Linked DNA regions of Mus musculus: region 1 is linked to region 2. A link is a loop called in an ENCODE intact Hi-C map of the cell type or tissue named here. Cell type or tissue: heart. All regions are shown on one strand. Each heading gives the region's core, and the rest is flanking DNA. Links, peaks and the distances in the headings are about the cores only. Region 1 holds the start of B3gnt9 (UDP-GlcNAc:betaGal beta-1,3-N-acetylglucosaminyltransferase 9). Region 2 has its middle 13 kb from the start of Cbfb.

What was found. A loop is a pair of places that touch in the nucleus more often than their neighbours do. Peaks named below come from ENCODE experiments on the same cell type or tissue, not always from the same donor. Only the 100,000 strongest peaks of a DNase experiment are listed, where the experiment ranks them.
Region 1: a loop joins it to region 2, with 1.9 times the contacts of the local background. A loop is called at or near these places in 2 of 42 quality-filtered maps.

What each region holds. Positions count from the first base shown.
Region 1 is chr8:105,250,154-105,259,142 of GRCm38, reverse strand. It overlaps D230025D16Rik (RIKEN cDNA D230025D16 gene), which reads right to left. Exons shown (of 16, transcript NM_145604.3): 15 at 8,352-8,424; 16 at 6,090-7,545. The coding sequence ends at 7,459. It overlaps B3gnt9 (UDP-GlcNAc:betaGal beta-1,3-N-acetylglucosaminyltransferase 9), which reads left to right and starts at 3,990. Exons shown (of 2, transcript NM_178879.4): 1 at 3,990-4,112; 2 at 4,301-6,505. The coding sequence starts at 4,389. The coding sequence ends at 5,588. It overlaps Tradd (TNFRSF1A-associated via death domain), which reads left to right. Exons shown (of 5, transcript NM_001033161.2): 5 at 1-568. The coding sequence ends at 158. In heart, for the core only: CTCF peaks have their summits at 4,703 and 4,918 (motif pointing left); DNase peaks (open chromatin) are centred at 3,982, 4,352 and 4,862; H3K4me3 peaks cover 2,676 bases; H3K27ac peaks cover 1,751 bases; H3K27me3 peaks cover 3,128 bases.
Region 2 is chr8:105,153,270-105,162,467 of GRCm38, reverse strand. It overlaps the pseudogene Gm51414. Among named protein-coding and RNA genes, the nearest start is that of Cbfb, 13 kb to the left of the region's middle. In heart, for the core only: a CTCF peak has its summit at 4,716 (motif pointing left); no DNase peak of the experiment used is centred there; H3K27me3 peaks cover 1,230 bases.

The DNA.
Region 1 (8,989 bases), core at 1-8,000, 97 kb before region 2:
TATACGAGCAGGCCTTCCAGCTGCTGCGCCGTTTCATGCAAGCCGAGGGCCGCCGTGCCACACTGCAGCGCCTGGTGGAGGCGCTGGAGGAGAACGAACTCACTAGTCTAGCAGAGGATCTGTTGGGCCAGGCGGAGCCGGATGGCGGCCTGGCCTAAGTCTAGTACTGTGGGGAAGGGCGGCCAACCAGCAGTTCAGTGTTTGAAACCCACGGGTGGCTGTTGGGGTATTTTTTTACCGCTGATGTTGCTACTGCTGACCACTTTCCATCTACTGGACTTGGAGAGCATACGCACGCCCCACCTAGCTGAGCTGCTGGAGTGCAACTAACTGCCCCTCCCCCCGCCCCCCAGGAGCCAGGCAAGCAGCGCAGGGGTAAATCACTGATGATCATACAAAAAGAGGACTTGCTGCAAAGACCCTCTAAGTACCCGGACCTTCTGAAACCTAGCTCAAGGTGCTACAAAAACTGTCGGGAGCAGGATGCACGATTTTCCCCGCCCTTGGCATATACTCATCGTGGGACCGAAGCACCTTGTCTGCAGCGATAATAAAATGTAACTCTTTTACAGACTTGCGGAGATGCTGAGGTCTAGACCTGGTTGGGGTTAGTCACCTTCAGTGGAATAGTGAGCCAGGTAGAGTAGGGAGTGGAGAGACAGGCAGGGTTCGGGTAGGGCCTTGAGGAAGGTGAGAGGAAGGGGTTGCTACCTGTCCTGTTAGTGAAGGATAACCGGGGGTTTGGTGAACCATCATATACATTAGGTTTGGTTTTTGTTTTTGTGTGTGTGTGATCTAAGTATGTGCTTAAAACATCTACCGTGTACCTGAATTAGAAAATTAAAATTTCAGCCAGGTGGTGGTGCACGCCTTTAATCCTATTTAGCACTGGAGGCAGAGTCAGGTGGATCTCTGTTTGTTACAGGCCAGCCTGGTCTACAGAGTGTGCCTTTAATGCTATCTAGCATTGGAGGCAGAGTCAGGTGGATCTGTTTGTTACAGGCCAGCCTAGTCTACAGAGTGTGCTCCAAGACAGCCAAGCTCTCCTCCACCCCCACCCCCCACCCCTTTTCTGTTGAGATCTTCACCCTTGTTTCCACGGAGACTGACACCTATAAGATTCAGACTTTTTACATACCATGCGGTATTCAGGATGTTGAGGCAGGAGGATTGCTTCAATTTGGAAGTCAGCATGAGCTACATATTGAGACACCCCCACCCCCACACAAAAACAAAAGCAAACAGACAATCTGGGTTTCCCCACTTCCCCTGCCCCAGGATTTCCAACTTACATTGTTACTAAATTCAACCTTCAAAGTTTATTTGAGGTGGGGGGCTTGGCCAATGAACTTACTTCTGTATCACACATACTCAGAAACCCTAGTTTTCTGATTGATTTTTGTGGCAGTGCGGATATAACCAAGGCCCTGAGGAAAGGTCTACCACTGAGCTACATCCTGGCTCTTGCTTTTTTGTTTTTTTGAGGCAATCTCACTGTGTAGCTCAGGCTGGCTTTGAACTCATGACTCTCCATCCAGATGCTTCTGACTCCCGAGTGCTGGGACTATAGATGTGTGCACCAAATGTGCTAGAAAGTCATCTACCGACCTGGTGGTGGCGGTGGCGGCACATCTATGATCCCAGCACTTACTTGGCAGGTGGTTCCCTATGAGGCCAGCCTGAGCTAATTAGTGAGTCCCAGGTTAGCCTGGCTAGGGTTCTGCTTCAGGCCCTTGTACCCACATGAACACACACACAATTAAAAAATCTTCAGGGGTTGGAGAGATGTTTCTTTCTTTTTTTTTTTCTTTCTTTTTCTTCTGTCTTTTAAGACAGGGTTTCTCTGTGTAGCTCTGGCTGTCCTGGACCTCACTTTGTAGACCAGGTTGGCCTCAAACTCAGAAATCCGCCTGCCTCTGCCCCCCCCCCGCCCCCCCCCCCCCCGAGTGCTGGGATTAAAGGCACGCACGCCACCACGCCCGGCTTTTTCTTCTGTTTTGTTTTGTTTTTCGAGACAGGGTTTTTCTGTGCAGTCCTGGCTGTCCTGGAACTCACTCTGTAGACCAGACCGGCCTTGAACTCAGAAATCTGCCTGCTTCTGCCTCCCAAGTGCTAGGATTAAGGTGTGCACCACCACCACCTGGCCTTGGGCTCTGTTTCCTAACTTCAAGTTAAACCTTTGTCTTCTTCGTGCTCTTCTGAGACTTCACTTTTTTGTCTTTTACTGCCTTCTACCCGGCACCCAAGCCTAATTTTAAAAAAGGATTTAGAAATGAAAAAAGAACAAGGGATGTGTACATAAAATGCCCCTTTCTGCCACACAGTTGCTGGGTGGAAAGTCCAGAGCAGCATAGAGACCAAGGAGTTCAGATCCTAACTCCCTGCCCCACCTCCTGACCCCATATACCACACCTGCACATCTGTGTGTGCATACGTGCACACCTATCCCCAAAGTTCCTCCTTCCGTGGCTGTTTAGAGACTCCAGAGTTTGACCCTGCCCCTTATTATGAGACAATGTCTTATGTAGCTCAGGTTGGCATCAAGTTCCCTGTGAAACCAGGGATGGCCCTGAACTTCTAACCCTCCTGAGTGCTGGGGTTACAGGCATGTACCACCGTGCCTACTTTATAGAACGCTCGAGCTTAAACTCGGGGCTTCTCACATGCTAGGTCTGCAACCGAGTCACACCCTCAGCCTTCCAGAGTTGGGATTTTATAACAAGGCCAGTGAGACACCTTTGGAGGCCTTTGGGCAGGAAGCCTGGAGAGGAGAGAGGCCAAGACAGAGATAGATAGAGAATGGGATGAATATCAACAGCTGCTTGGGAGGAAGAATGCAACAGGCCAGTGTCCTTGGCTGAGGACTAGGGCAAGCTGATGGCCAGGAGTCATATTTGCCAGTGGGATGAAGGCCTGGGGAGACCCTGATCACTCTATTCACTAAGAATGACTATCCTGGTGACTCTGGAGCTCAGCTGTCTCTATAGTTCCCCAATTGAGGAAACCAATCAAGAATGGAGCTGGAATACTAGTGTAGGCTTGTAATCCCAACACTTTGGGCGTCATTAGCTTGAGGCTATGCAGGGTACATAACACAGCTTATCCTCAGAACCCTAAAAGACTAGTGGGCAGGTAAGAGTGGGTGGTTTGGCCTGGATGACAAAGCAGCTCAGAGGTAGGAAAACCAGGGGATCTAGAAAACAGCCTACCTGGGCTCAATGGGCTCTTCTAGAAGCCTCCCGCAAACACCAATCCCTGACACCCCAAACTGTACTGCAGAGGCAACAGCATGGGCAGTTCTACCTCAAGGATGCTATGTTGGGGAGCAGGAACGGGCATGGAGTGACAGGAATGAAGAGCTTGTCTGGGAAATTACTGTAGGCAGAAGTGGTTCCATTTCCTGTATCCAGTGGATGAAGAGAACAAAGGAGCGCTGGGTGGGAGATTCCTGGGGGCAGTGCGTTCTGGCTGTGTCAACCTGGGGCAAGTCACTTAGCTCACTAAGTATTGGTCCTCTTTGGGTAGAGCTGCTGGTAAGTCTGCAGGAACAGAACTTGCTGTCTTGATTGTTCGGGTGTGTATGCTTGTGTTTACTGGTGGCAAGCAGGGCAGAGTTCGGAGGGCATCCCCCACGACCAGACCACCAGCGCGAGGAGTAAGGAGACAGCTTTATATTATTGGGGCAATTCGTGGCTCCTGCTTGGTGAACCAGGGCTGCTGAAAGAGATTTTCTGAAAGATGGCCCGGTATGGCGGCCAGAAGAGCTGAAAGTTAAAGCACTCAGGCTTAGGGGTTGGGGGCCTATCAGCTGTCTACTTCTTGAGCTTAGAAACTCGGAGTTCCAGCGTCCTATCAAAAATACTAGGCTTTCTCAGCAAGAGTCTCCCGTGAGAGGCCCTCTCAGGGACCAGCCCACAGTCAGAGATGGCACTCCCTGCACCAAGGCGGAGCTGAGCTCCAGATGTCGGGGCGTACACAGCTGGAGGATCACGTGGCACGGCCTCAGCCCCCTTCCTGCCAACGCTGCATTTGGCTCAAGCCGGGGTCATGGCTGCCCTTGGGACCCTGAACTGACAGTTTCAGGGGTTGTCACCCCTCCCCCGCGGTCAAGCGTGAGTGCTGGGGTCCTAAGGACCAAGGTCAGAGGCGGGGAGGGGGAAAGGTAGAAGGGACCCAGCTTTGATGCACTGGATGGGTGGGTAAGGGGGCGGTAGGGGAGAGGCCTGCGTCACCCTGTCCAGACTTTGGCATCCTTTCTGGGCTGGAGCTGAGGTTAGAAGCTGAACTTTTTGTCCCTTAGGCTGCTGCGGTGGGGGCAGGGGCAGGGACGGAGGTCGACAGAGTGGATGAAGGAAGGATAGAGGGCCCTGTGAAGGGCGGGGCTGGACATGAGGAGGAGGAGGAGGCCGCGCCTTTGCCCAGACGCGTGGCTTACGCTGCTGCTCAGCGCCGCCCTCGGACTCCTGCTCTACGCGCAGCGCGACGTGGCATCCCCCACGACCAGACCACCAGCGCGAGGACCCCAGCTCCCGCGGCCCACTCCTAGCCTCCGAGCACGCGAGCTCCCTAACACCGCCCGCGCGGCCCCGCTGGCCTACGAGGGGGACACTCCGGTGCCGCCCACACCTACGGACCCCTTTGACTTCGGCGGGTATCTGCGCGCCAAGGACCAACGGCGCTTCCCGCTGCTCATTAACCAGCGTCGCAAATGCCGCAGCGACGGCGCATCCGGCGGTTCGCCGGACCTGCTCATCGCTGTCAAGTCTGTGGCTGCGGACTTTGAGCGGCGGGAAGCCGTTCGCCAGACTTGGGGAGCCGAGGGTCGCGTGCAGGGGGCACTCGTGCGCCGAGTGTTCTTGTTGGGCGTGCCCAAGGGGGCGGGCTCTGGCGGGGCAGGCACCCGTTCGCACTGGCGCACCCTGCTGGAGGCGGAGAGCCGAGCTTATGCAGACATTCTGCTCTGGGCTTTCGAAGACACCTTTTTCAATCTAACGCTGAAGGAGATTCACTTTCTATCTTGGGCCTCAGCATTCTGTCCAGATGTACACTTTGTTTTTAAGGGCGATGCAGATGTGTTCGTGCACGTGAGGAACCTGCTGCAGTTTCTGGAGCTCCGGGATCCCGCACAGGACCTTCTTGCGGGTGATGTGATTGTGCAGGCAAGGCCAATCCGAGCTAGAGCCAGCAAGTACTTCATTCCCCGGGCTGTGTATGGACTGCCCGTTTACCCTGCCTACGCAGGTGGCGGCGGCTTTGTTCTTTCGGGAGCCACGCTCCGCCGCCTAGCTGATGCTTGCTCACAAGTTGAGCTCTTTCCCATAGACGATGTCTTTCTAGGCATGTGTTTGCAGCGCTTGCGGCTCACACCAGAGCCTCATCCAGCGTTTCGCACCTTTGGCATCTCCCAGCCTTCAGCTGCACCTCATCTTCGAACCTTTGACCCCTGTTTCTACCGAGAACTGGTGGTAGTACATGGGCTGTCTGCAGCTGACATCTGGCTTATGTGGCGCTTGTTGCATGGGCCTCAGGGCCCAGTCTGTGCACATCCGCAGCCTGTGGCAACAGGTCCCTTCCAATGGAATTCTTAGTTATCTCTCACGGTATCAAACTTCTCTTACTCAGCTGCAGGACAGAACATGAAAGAACCCAAAGGGGTTTTCCATGTGGGTTTATGGTGTACATGACTTTTCTCCAGATCACTCACTGAGAGAGCTAGGGCTGGGATGAAACAAACACAAGTGGATATACCCATAGCCAGGCCTCAGCCCTCGTGGACCTGGCAGGCATTTTCGTATAGTTACTAGCTTCCTTCCTTCTCTCATTGGATTCCCAGTGGCCATATCTTATCTGTTCCCTTTGAGGTCTGGTGTTAGAGCTAACTAAGCCCTTCAGGTCGAGGTTTGCCTGTAGCATGTGGGGCGGGGCCATCATGTGTCACCGTCTTGCCCACTATACACACACACACAAAACCATGCCAGTGTACTTCTGAAGGGTGACCCATCCCCCTCCCGGAAGGAGTCCTAAGATTCCTCCACTATAAGATTGCTCATATTCTTCAACTCCAGCTTCAAGGAAATCAACAGCTCACATTTTAGTACAAACAGCCCAGTGGCAGCACATGGCACGCTGTCACTGTGGGCATAGGTGCTTTATTGGAAGGGGGACGAGGAAGTCTCCTCTGATCACGAGGATGGGAAGAGTCCTGGCTACCCTGACAGTGGGATGTGCAGGGTCTCTGGCCAGACGAAGGTCCAAATGGGAAGACACCTGTCAAATCAGTCATGGGAGTGCCACACAGGCCTGGCTGTAGGCCCAGGAACCATACAGACAGCTGGGGCAGGTCCCCTGCACATTCATCATGAACTATACAAGATGAGGCTGTACATGAGTTAATTACAAAAGTCATTATTTACAAAAATCTGTACACACATTTGAAAAACTCACAAAATTGTCATCTATGTATCACAAGTTGCTAGACCAAAATATTAAAAATGGGATAAAATTATATGTTTCTCTTCTCAATTCTTTTCAAAAGGATTACTATTTTAAAGCACATATATGCTACTTCCCATTAGCAAGACCCATGTAAGAAACCAAGCAGCCTAGTGTTCCTTGAGCCTCTAGGCCTCAAACCAAGTAGCCAGGCCAGGCCAGGCCAGTGCCCAGAACTAGGGCAAGGAGCTGGCCCACAGTGCATAACAGAATGCTGTAATGTAACAAAAGGAGGAAGGTGTCTTTGGCTAACACTTTGGCATTAAATAAAAGAGGCAAACAAGATGGAGACATGCAGCCCTGTCAGCCAGGTTGGACCAAGAGACACAGGTGACCTTAAAGGCTGGCTCCCAGAGCAGCAGTGGGAACCAGGCCTGGTACATACCTGGTAGGAAACGATTTCATCCACTTAGGTGCCACCTGGGCACGGCAAGGAGCACTCACAGGAGAAGCAGGGAAGGGCAGTGGGCCACACCAGCCACAGCCAGCTCATCAAGTCACTAAAGTGGATGGAGTGCAAATATTGCAACCAAGTACTACCGACATGCTACCTGCTCTGCTCACCTTAGGGGCCACGTGGCAATGTCGGGCCAAAAGCAGGAGCCTGTTCTCATCCTGGGAATATTTTCTTAGCTAGAGAAAGAGTCCTGTCTTCCCTATGTGAGCAGGGCAGGGGCTGACGTGTCCTTTATTACATGTTAGTTATGAGAGCCCTCATCATGGCTCTAAGTTTGTGCTTCTTTTTGCACACTGTGTTCTCTCCTGGCAACAGCAGGCTTAGGACAGAGTATCTGGGTCCTCCGTCCCACGGCAGAGGACTCAGCCCAAATCCTACTTCCAAACCCTTCTGAGTCCCAGGGCCCTTCAACACTGCCAAGGTGTCCAAGCAAACACACAGGGTGGCACAGAGACCCACTGAGCTGGATGTGACGCACAGTTCCATGGACAGGGAAAACAGTGATGTCCTTAGGGCAGCTCTGCTGTTCTCAGGTGGGCACCAGGCCTGGGGGGGCCATACAGGGTCACTGAGGCAATGTGGTTGTTCTGCATGACCTGGTGTAAGAAGAGAACAGCAGATCACGAGGGAAGGACTGGGTGGGCTAGAGGGTGCACACACAGCGCACTTCACACAGGCCCGGGCCCTGCATTTCCTCAATCACCAACCTCCTGTCAGTGGGGCTTACTTCTGCTCAAGGCCTGCCTGTTGTTCACAGGACACATGGCTTTTATAAACCCGCGTATCATATCTAGTCTCTACAACTACGAAAGCCTGCTGAAGTATGGCATCCAGATTAAGGCGGGGGGTTCCCAAGGCTTCTCTCAAACCAGTGGGGTGCCCAGGGCCTCTCATGCACATGGGGTTCAAGGATCAGCACACCCAAGTGTGGCCACACTTGCTCTGAGGTGCCCGCTCCCTGCTGTACTGCTTACTGATAAATAAGGCATCGCTGATAGGCTCATCCTGTTGGATGACCTTCAGGTTCGGTGACCCCAGATTGCCCCAGCCTATTTTTTTTTCTTTTTTGACATTATTAATTTTGCCTGTGGCAAGGGGCATGCACTTCCCACAGTATACATGTAGAGGTCAGAGAACAACTTTCAGGACACTGTTCTCTTACCATGTGGGTACCAGGAACTGAACTCCGGTCCTTAGGCCTGGCCGTGAGCACCTTTAGCTGCTGAGCCACCTCTCTGGCTCCCTAATCCTCATGTCTGAGCTTCAGACAGCAGAGATGAGGAAGGACTCATCTGTCCAGCATGGCTGTTACGTCAGCCCACCTACAATTCTCCCCAATCACTTGCTTGGCCTTGCTACAACGACAAAGCCCTTAGCAGCTTATTTGGCCTCTAGGACTCACCTCAAAGATCATCCGCTGAAGACCAAAGCAGAATGTGGAGCCAAACGGATTGGTGTTATTTGGGGATGAGGACCTGAAGCCAGAGAATCCAGAATTAGAGAAACAAAGGTCAAGCAGCAGAAGGTCCGGTTCCTTCTGGGATGTGGGTTACAGGCCAGTGGGCTCTCATGACAAAGTGTCTGTCGAATACAGAGGCCCTCAAGGTCAAGTGGCTTCTTTAAACTCTTGGAGTCAAAGATCAATATAAGCTGCTGTGCAGGTTAGTTTTTCTCAACATGAACTGGCTTCACCTGGGAAGAGGATACCCTTGTTGAGGAATTGCTTCATCAGACTGGCAGGATGGTCTGTCTGTGGGGGATTTTTAGTGACTGATGTAGGAGGGCCCAGCCCACTGTGTATGGTGCTACTCTTGGGCAGGGGGTGCTGAGTTGTGTAAGAGAGCAAGCTGTAGCTGAACATGGCAGTGAGGGTCTTTAATCACACCCAAAGGGCAGGAGCAGGAGGATCTCTGAGTTCAAGGCCAGCCAGGCCTACATAGAAAGAGATCCTCTTTACCCATTCCCAAAGAAAGCTGAGCACGCCAGGGAAAGTCAGCCAGGAAGTGGCTTTCCTCCATGGTTCCTGCCCCAACGATAGAT
Region 2 (9,198 bases), core at 655-8,654:
CTGGTCTCCCAGGCCAGCCAGTGCTAAATAGTGAGACCCTGTCTCAAGAACAAACAAACTAGCAATCTTTGTTTGTTTGTTTTTCGAAACAGGGTTTCTCTGTGCAGCCCTGGCTGTCCTGGAACTCACTCTGTAGACCAGGCTGGCCTCGAACTCAGAAATCCACCTGCCTCTGCCTCCGGAGTGCTGGGATTAAAGACGTGCACCACCACACCTGGCACAAACTAGCAATCTTACAAACAACAAAGTAGCTCAGGCTATCCTCAAAATCATGGTCCCCATGCTTTGTCATCCTGAGTGACAGGTGTGTGCCACCATGTCCTTTACCTCCTGTCTCTTTCTGAGTCTCAAAATCTATTCCCTTCCCTGTGTCCTCAGACACAGGAAATGCCAACCAAGAATAAACCAAGGCCTGCAACTAGAGATCAATGGATCAATAAAGGAGGTTGAATAATTTAACACTCACTTCTGGCTCGTTATTGACTCTGAGATTCAAACCCACCCTTTTCTGCCTCCTCTTCTTTTATGTGTCTGATGATGACACCCTGACACTTTGTCCTCTTCTTGGATTCTTTCCCAAGTTTCCCAACCACACCAATCAGGCAGGCATGGTTCCCATCATACTGTAATCATGTCTTATAAATAGAAAGGAATACCAAGCCACAGCCCCCCCCAGCCCCCAGCAGCCTGACATCCTCCTAGGAACACAAAGAAGAATAATTACCAAAGCAGACACCAGTTGTCTTCCTCAACTGTGTAGCCAAGGAGTTGAGCTCTGGTCTGTTCTAACCTGGCTCGTGTCTTGTCTAGCTAGCCTCTCTTCCCTTTATTAGCCAGACACACCCATCCTCTTTCTCAGTAGATGTTCTAGGTCCACCTTATGTTCCCTTCTGTCCCAGGAGATCTCCCAGCATGCCTTATACACGTTGATTCTGTCATGCAAGCAGCTCCCCTACACAGCTCACAAGGGCTCATTCTCAAGAAAGCTTCATCAAGTGCAGCTGTTCTCAATCTGTGGGTGGTAACCCCTTGGGCAAAACTCGATCTCTAAAAATAGTCACATTACGATTCCTAACAGTAACAAAAGTACAGTTAGGAAGTAGCAACAAAAACAATGTTATGGTCAGGGGTCATCACAACATGAGGAACTGTATTAAAGGGTCACAGCATTAGGAAGGTTGAGAAACACCCATGTAGTGCCAACTCTCAGACTTCACCCAAGTTTTGTCTACATTAGACTCTTTCCAAGAAGAAACTGAGGGGAAGCCACCTTACAAATACACCTCAAGACCCTTACAATGGGGTTAAGGTTGTAGTCTGCAGCAGAACATTTTCTGAACATGGAGGCCCTAGTTTTTATCCCTGGTACTGTAAAAAAAATTCTTGTTTTAAAAATTATTTATTATTATTATTATTAATTTATCTGATTTTTTTTGAGACAGGGTTTCTTGAGATAGCCCTGGTTGTATTGGAACTAACTCTATAGACCAGACTGGCTTTGAACTCAGATTCTCCTGCCTCTGCCTCCCAAGTGCTGGGATGAAAGGCATGCACCTCTACTCCTGTCTCTTGTTTTCTTTTTTAGGACCATCTTGGAGGTTGGGCCTGGCAACACATTCCTGTAATCCCAGTGCTCAGGAGGTGGAACGCAGCCTGAGATCCAGGAGACTGTCTCAAAATTTAAGTTCGATTTAAAAAATGCTTTGGAAGAGACAGCCCTTTGGGAATAACAGAGGTTGTCTGGTCTGAGCTGAGATGCTACCTAGTGAAATATAGGCATTCTCCAATGCCTTCAAGGTAAAGAGGGAAGGGATTAATTACTATCTTGCTTTGCAGCTCATGAGATAAAGACTCAGAACATAAAAACCGAGTCATTCAAAAGGCACCATAGCCAGGTAGACCCCAGAGAGATCAAGAGGATGAAAGAGTCTAGAAGCTGAAGAAATTCAGTTTCTTAATTCTCTTCTCTTCTCTTCTCTTCTCTTCTCTTCTCTTCTCTTCTCTTCTCTTCTCTTCTCTTCTCTTCTCTTCTCTTCTCTTCTCTTCTCTCTCTCTCTCTCTCTCTCTCTCTCTCTCTCTCTCTCTCTCTCTCTCTTTCTCTCTCTCTCTCTCTCTTTTGCTGGTGAGGGGGATGGGGTCTTCTGTACCCAGGGATCCTAGGCTGACCTTGAAATCAATAAGTAGCCAAGATGACCTTGAAATCCTGATCCTTCTGTCTCCACCTCCCAAGAGCTGGGATTAAAGATGTGTGTCACCCTGCCTAGTTTACTCAGAGCTGAGGTCTGTCTGAACCTGGGCTTTCTGGAATGCTAGGCAACCTCTCTACCAATTAAACTACATCCTTTTAATTTGTTGAGGAGTAACCCTATTCAGAGCGTTTTATTGACTTACTTAAGATCACAGGACTTACTAGTCAGTTTCTTCACTTATAAATTGACAACAGACGCATCTACTTCTATCTACAAGGTCTATTTTGTTTGCAGACTTAAAGTGGTGCTGATGCAGCTTAGTGGTAGAACATTTTTCTAGTCTACATGAGGTGATACATTTAATCTCCAGCACTGAAAGAAGAAATCACAAAACTGGCTTATACAGAAAGAAGTGGTCCTGCCCCTAGAGGTGTTGCGGATGTGGTTGTGTGTCACGTATGCATCAGTAGGTGGCAGAGAGGAGGGAGGGTATGTCTTGGCTAATTGTTCTGACCTGAATCATTCTGAACATCTGAATGACTAATAGCCCAACATTCTTTGAAAAAAAAAAAAGTGATCCCAAGACGACCACCAAACCAGCTCCATGGGGCCTGGGTGGGAAGCTAGCCCAAGATGACCAGCATGCAGGCCTGGTGGGGTAGACCATGACAGAGATAACCCCTGCCGGACACCATAATAGACAAGCAGGGCATAGCACTCCTGAGACCACTCCTGAGATGATCCTAGCCACTCAGAGGCCCCAGGTTTCACCAAGAGGAACAAGTAAGTGGTGGAGAGATGGAAGAAGAAAAAACAAAAACAAAAACCCAGAATGATGTAGGCACAGTGAAGAGAGAAAGAACTGGAGACTCAAGGGTAGTGAAGAATAGCCTTACGTGAGTAGCTGGTGATGTCTCCCAGGACCATGGTGTGATCCTGGCCTGTGCTGCCACCAAGGGCCACATCTGGGTCCATGGCTGGCCTGGGCTGCTGCCGGAGGACATGTTGATGTCTGAGGCCTCACCCCTCACCTGCAGACTGTGGGAGATCTGGTCCTGGGGGTGGGGGTATATGAGAACAAGAGAGCTGACCCTGCTTCTATGAGCCGCAGTACTTGGGAAAGTAGGCCCCACAAACTGCTGGAGTTGCAGGTAAGCCAGATTCAAGGATACAAATGTGGGAGAGCTGGCCCCACCACTTGTCTGCCCTGTGATGACATGGGTGAGAGAGAGATGCCTCCACTTGCCCTTAGAGCAGGCAAGAGAGCTGGCCCTGAGTGAATGAGTGTCCGTACCCCTCACCTGTTACAGCACTTGGGAGAGCAGGGCCTGCACAGTGCCTGGGCAGCAGGGTAGAGCAGGGGAGCCCAAGAGCTGACCAGCTCAGACACCTCTCAGGCCCAGAGTTGATCCATCCCAACATCTACCCCGTGGATGAACTGCTGGTGTTCATAAAGGGGCCTGGTCCTACAGATCCAAAACTATAGGATTTCCATGACACACGGCAACAACAGGATATCTGAGAAGAGTTCCAGTGAGGACCAGTATTGATAGAGTAGCAGAAACCAGAGGCCTGGTACCACACCAACGAGTCATTGCAACGAACATTTGCAAACAAAGAAGTATGGAGAAAGGGTGCACTGTGGGACACGGTGGGACACACTACAGTTTCTACAACAAGATTTTTTCCTGGGGGGGGTGGAGGTTGCAAGGATAGAGGGTGGGTACAAGGAGAGGGGGAGATGAGTGGGATTGGGGTTCATGATGTGAAATTCACAAAAGAACCAATAAAACCTTTAAGAAAGGGGTGGTGGTGGTGATAGCAGGGTATGTGGTGCATGCCTTTCATCCCAGCACTTGGGAGGCAGAGGAGGCAGAGGAGGCAGGAGGATCTCTGTGAGTTTGAGTCCAGTGTGGTTTACATAATTTTACATGTATGGGTATTTTGCCTGCCTGCATGTCTGTGCAGTACCTGTGGGGGCCAGAAGAGGTTCTCAGGAACTGGAGGACTGAGAACTGAACCTGGCCCTCTGCAAGAGCAACACGTGTTCCTTCCTGAGCCATCTCTGGAGCCCTGGGAACTTTTAGAAGTTCCCTCTGACTCTGAAAAGTAACAGAAGGTCTAGCGAAAATCTTATAAAGTGACATCAGCAGGGACAAGCAGAGCAAACCTGGGGAGTTCGTGTTTGCCTGTAACACAGGGATGAGTCAGTGACCTCCCTCCTGTGTAGGCAAGCTAAGAACAGCGCAAGTGCTCAAACCAGACCGAGGTTCTGGAAGGTGCTGCTCGAGGCCCCTGCTGCTTTCACTGTCCCCTTCAAAAGGTCCTCCCGAGTTAAGTGACCTAGCTGACCAGAGATGAACCAGTGTGGGTGCTCCGGGCGAGGTGGTTACCAATGATTGTCTAATCAGAACTTTCTCTGCAGGCTGTAATTGATATGCGTTTATGTTGGAAGTCCTGCTGAACAAGAGATGAGGGCCACCATACATGCAAGGCCGCGGGATGAACACAATGAGAACAGCGCCTCCTGGAGGCGTGTACTGGAGTAGCACCTCTGTCACCCATACTTGAGGTTGGTGAGGAGGAATCAGAACCACCGATTCTCCATGGAGACAGCCTCCTGGCTTCTCACATTAGACCCACTCACTACACGTTTGGTTGTGGTACAGCTGCATCATCACTCCTCCTGATGTGCTTGTGATGTATTGGTCACATAAAACACAAGCGGGTCAGGGTTTTTCCTGACTGAGAGGATTGGAGAAGATCACAGGCTGCGGCTGGAAATCTGCCTCATTCGCTAAGAGTGCATCTTGCTCTATTGGAGGATCTAAGTTTGGTTCCCAGAATTCACATCACGCAACTCATGATCACCTGTGACTCTAGGATCCCAACATCCTCCTCTTCTATCCTACTCAGATTCTCATGCGTCTGCTTGTACACACACACACACACACACACACACACACACACACACACACAATTTTTAAGAATCAGAGTAGAGGCAACAGCTATGTTAAAACCCAGGATCCCCACCCTGCCCCTTTCTGAGCACCGTGGTTTGCTATGACTCGGGAGGGGCAAATTCGTGGTTTTGAAAGATCCAGCAACTGAGTTTTGGAGTCCTGGGCCTGATTGATGTCTTTGGGAGGCTATGGAGGCAGCACTAGCCTTTTCCCCCAGGCTGGCAGAGCTGCTCCTTGGGCAGGCGCCATGAATCAACCATAGGCACCTCTGCCATGTTGATAGATTTTCCTGCCACTAGTGTTAATTTCCTGAAAGCCCTTCTTTCCCACCTTCAGCCTCCCCATCAAAAAGAACAAGATCTGTAATGGTCTTAGGATCCAAAGAGCTGCAAGTGATAAGGCTTTGTAGCTGGAAGGAGCTTAGGCCAGAGTCTTTTTTTTTTTCTTCAAGATTTATTTACTTATTTTATGTATATGAGTACACTGTAGTTGTACAGATGCTTGGGAGCCTTCAAGTGGTTGTTGGGAATTGAAATTTTAGGACCTCTGCTTGTTCCAGTAAACCCTGCAGACAGCTTCAGATCTCATTATGGGTAGTTGTGAGACACCATATGGTTGCTGGGATTTGAACTCAGGACCTTCAGAAGTGATCTTACCCACTGAGCCGTCTCGCCAGCCCCTTAGGGCATAGTCTTGTTTCACCACTGGGGCTGTTTCTAGTGTACAGATGAGGAGAGGCAGGCTATGGGATGCAAGAGACCTACCTGAAGATGGAACCAAGGTCACGTCCAGACAAGAACACAGTGTTCCCAGATTATGCTTAGGAGCCATGGGGAATCCTGCTCTACATAGTCATCTAGACTTAGCCTTAGGGGTTTCTTTTTCAGGGCTCAAATAGACCCCCCCATATCTCCCTCCCAATGGCTCTCCAAACAAATCCCAAGTTCAAGCCCCCTTGACCACAAAGCTGGTGGTAAGAGAGTCCAGTCCAGTCTTGGTTAGCTTTCCCTGGGATAGCACGTGGCTCTGCCTGAACTCCCTCTTGGGGCTTTTTATGGGCCTAGTGAATATTGGATGAGGTCTCCAATCCAGGGGAAGATCATAAGAGTTTCTAGGCTAGACTGTCTAAGAAAACTCTGGCCACAGTGGCTCAGGGTTACTCTGCTTGTATGGAGGGCTGAGGTTGGTCAGAGCTGACCCCTTTTGCCCTTACCCATAACTCTTTAGGAAAATAGTGTATCTGGAAACCTTCTTCAACTTCTGTTTCCCTCGAACGTTCCCAAGTTCTAGTCATCTACTTTGTGAACGTGCTAGCTGTAAGAGATCAGTTTTGGCTCAAGACCCCAAAGACTATGTTCTCAGCACAAAGGAGACTTATTTGCTCCAGAGGAACAGAGGGCAGAGAATAAGAGACAAAGACAGGAGATACAGGAAGAGGGAGAAGGGGAAGAGAACAAGAGAGAGGGGGCAGGGCTATTTGACAAAGAACTGCCTCTGAATAGAGAGGAGACAGACTTGGCACACAGGAAAGTGGTGGATTACAAAGGTAAAAGAGGAAACCCTGTGTTAGAATGAGGTGTTTAATTTTAATTGGCCATGTTAATTAGGTGAGCCAAAAGGGACTTTTGATTGCTGGATTTCAATGCTTTGATAGCTGGACCTTGGTAGTTGGCCTCAAAAGAAAGAAGTAGCTAAATAAGGGAACAGACCTTGGGGGCTGGCTTTAGGAATGTAATCTAACAGTGTTTAGCAAGGCAGAGGGAATAAGGGAGAAGGGCAAGGTCTGCCAGAGCCATGTTTGCCAGGCTGGGCTGGCCAGACAGAGTCCCTTTGCCAGTTCCAGTCTATAAAGAATAAACTCACTGTCCAATTCTGTACCACAACCTCCTTGGGTCAGCTCTCTCCTATTCCAGTTCTTCTACATACTTATGCAACCTCCAAGATCTTTCTGGAAAGTAACTATGCCTAGGACGTGTTCCTGTTATGGTCGGTCCCCAGTGCTTCAGAGCAGGGTCTATGCTTCCTGCAAACTTACGGACCTGGTATGCCAGCTGAGCCACACTGCTGGAAATGAACAAGCCTGACTCAAGACCTCTGATCCTGCTGCCCCCCTCTGATCGACAGAGCTCCCCTCTTCTCTCGTGTCTGGTCTTTCTACCTTTTCTTACTAGTCCTTTTAAATGCTCCTTCTGAAAGCCCTTCTAGACTCCCCGGCCCCACCCAAGTTTGGTGTTTTCCTCTGTGGTCCCATAACCGTCCAGCCTACGCATTCTAGCATCCTCTACACCCAGACTCTGTTAGTGGCCATCCAGGCTAAGAGTCTGCTCACCTGCTGCTACCTTCTTAGCGCCTAGGCACTATTCTCTGCCAGGTTGGGTTGTTCTTATTCTCTATCAGTCTACCTATGTGCCTGTGTGTTTACCAACCTCAGTCTCTTTCCTTTGATGAAAGGAAACTCAATGACTTTCTTGGCCAGTCATTCCGTTGTCCTTTTATCTGCCTCTGTTTTTTTCCCTCATTTCCCACCCTTTAATTTGCTCTTGCTCTATGAAGTACCCTAGGCAGTCTCATTGCCACCATGTGTCTTCATTAATCCATCTCCATTGCCAGTCAGTTTCCCAGAGGCATGGATTCCTTTTGACACAGTTAATGGCACTGGCACACAGAAAGAGGTGCCCCAACTCTTTAAGTGATCCTCTCTTCCCCAACAGTCCGGACCCGCCCGGCTTGAGAGAGATCACTTGCGGAAAGAGCAAGGCAGGCACTCACTCCTTCCCTGACTGAGGCCAATCTGAGAGGAGTGTGGGCATAGAAAAGACCACTGCGGCCAGGCCTCAGCCCCTCCTGCCCAGGCCCTTGTAGAACCTATAGGGAAAGAGAAGTGCTGCCCAGCATTCTCTCCAGCTAACCCACCTTTCCTCCTGAATCCTTTCCCACTCTTTCTTTGAGGACTTTCAGCTCCTACCATTGTATGTCCTAGGCATTGGCTCCATCATTATAGGGCTCCAGTGTGTCCAACAGCAGTTGCAAAGGTCATGTTAGAAGGACCCTGATGTGTTTGGCGCTCCATACCAGCCGCCACTGCTCCTTTTCCCAGCTCCTCTTTACCTGGTGCTTCCTTGCATCTCAGGGCTTTTTACTAGGTTAGGGTCTAAGCTAAAACTCCTGGAACCTGCAGACCCCTGGAGGCAAAGTCTGATCCCAAATTCCAATATATATAATTTAATATATGCTTTAAAATACATATGAATATATTCAAATATATATTTATACAATATACAATGTATAAAATATATATTTTAAGATAATATATTAATACTTTACATATGTTATATAATATAATGTATATAAATACATACAAATATATTTAATTTTTATTTTTTAAAGATTTAATTTATTTATTATATGTAAGTGCACTGTAGCTGTCTTCAGACACACCAGAAGAGGGCATCAGATCTCATTACAGACGGTTGTGAGCCACTATGTGGCTGCTGGGATTTGAACTCAGGACCTTCGGGACAGCAGTCAGTGCTCTTAACTGCTGGGCCATTCTTTAGCCCTATTATATATATGTGATATATATATATATATACACCACACACACACAAATGTATATATACGTATACGTATATATATTCAGGGCAAAGGACCTAGGGAAGGAAGTCTATACATTCATTTAGTAGTGTTGAAGACCTTGATTGAGCTCCTTTCTGCCTTCTTTACTGCAGGAAGAGCAAGAACAAGAACGTACTGTGGGTTTTCAAAGCCTGGTTCTGCCATGGTCACCATCAGGGAACTGATTTGCACACTGCTAACCCAGACCCAGAGAAATGATGAGGGTCCTGAAAAAGCTAGAATACACCAGGTGTCTCAGTGGCAATTCTAGGACTGTGGTTGTATGGTCCCAGTGTTCTAGCTGCTGCAGGATGAATTGATGACTGGCTCCAAGGCACAAGAGGTGGGAGGCTAAGGAGTCCTCCCAGTGGCGTCCAACCCTCTTGCTCTGCCACCAGTCAGCCGCTGTTAAGTTCCAGGCCCAGGCGCCC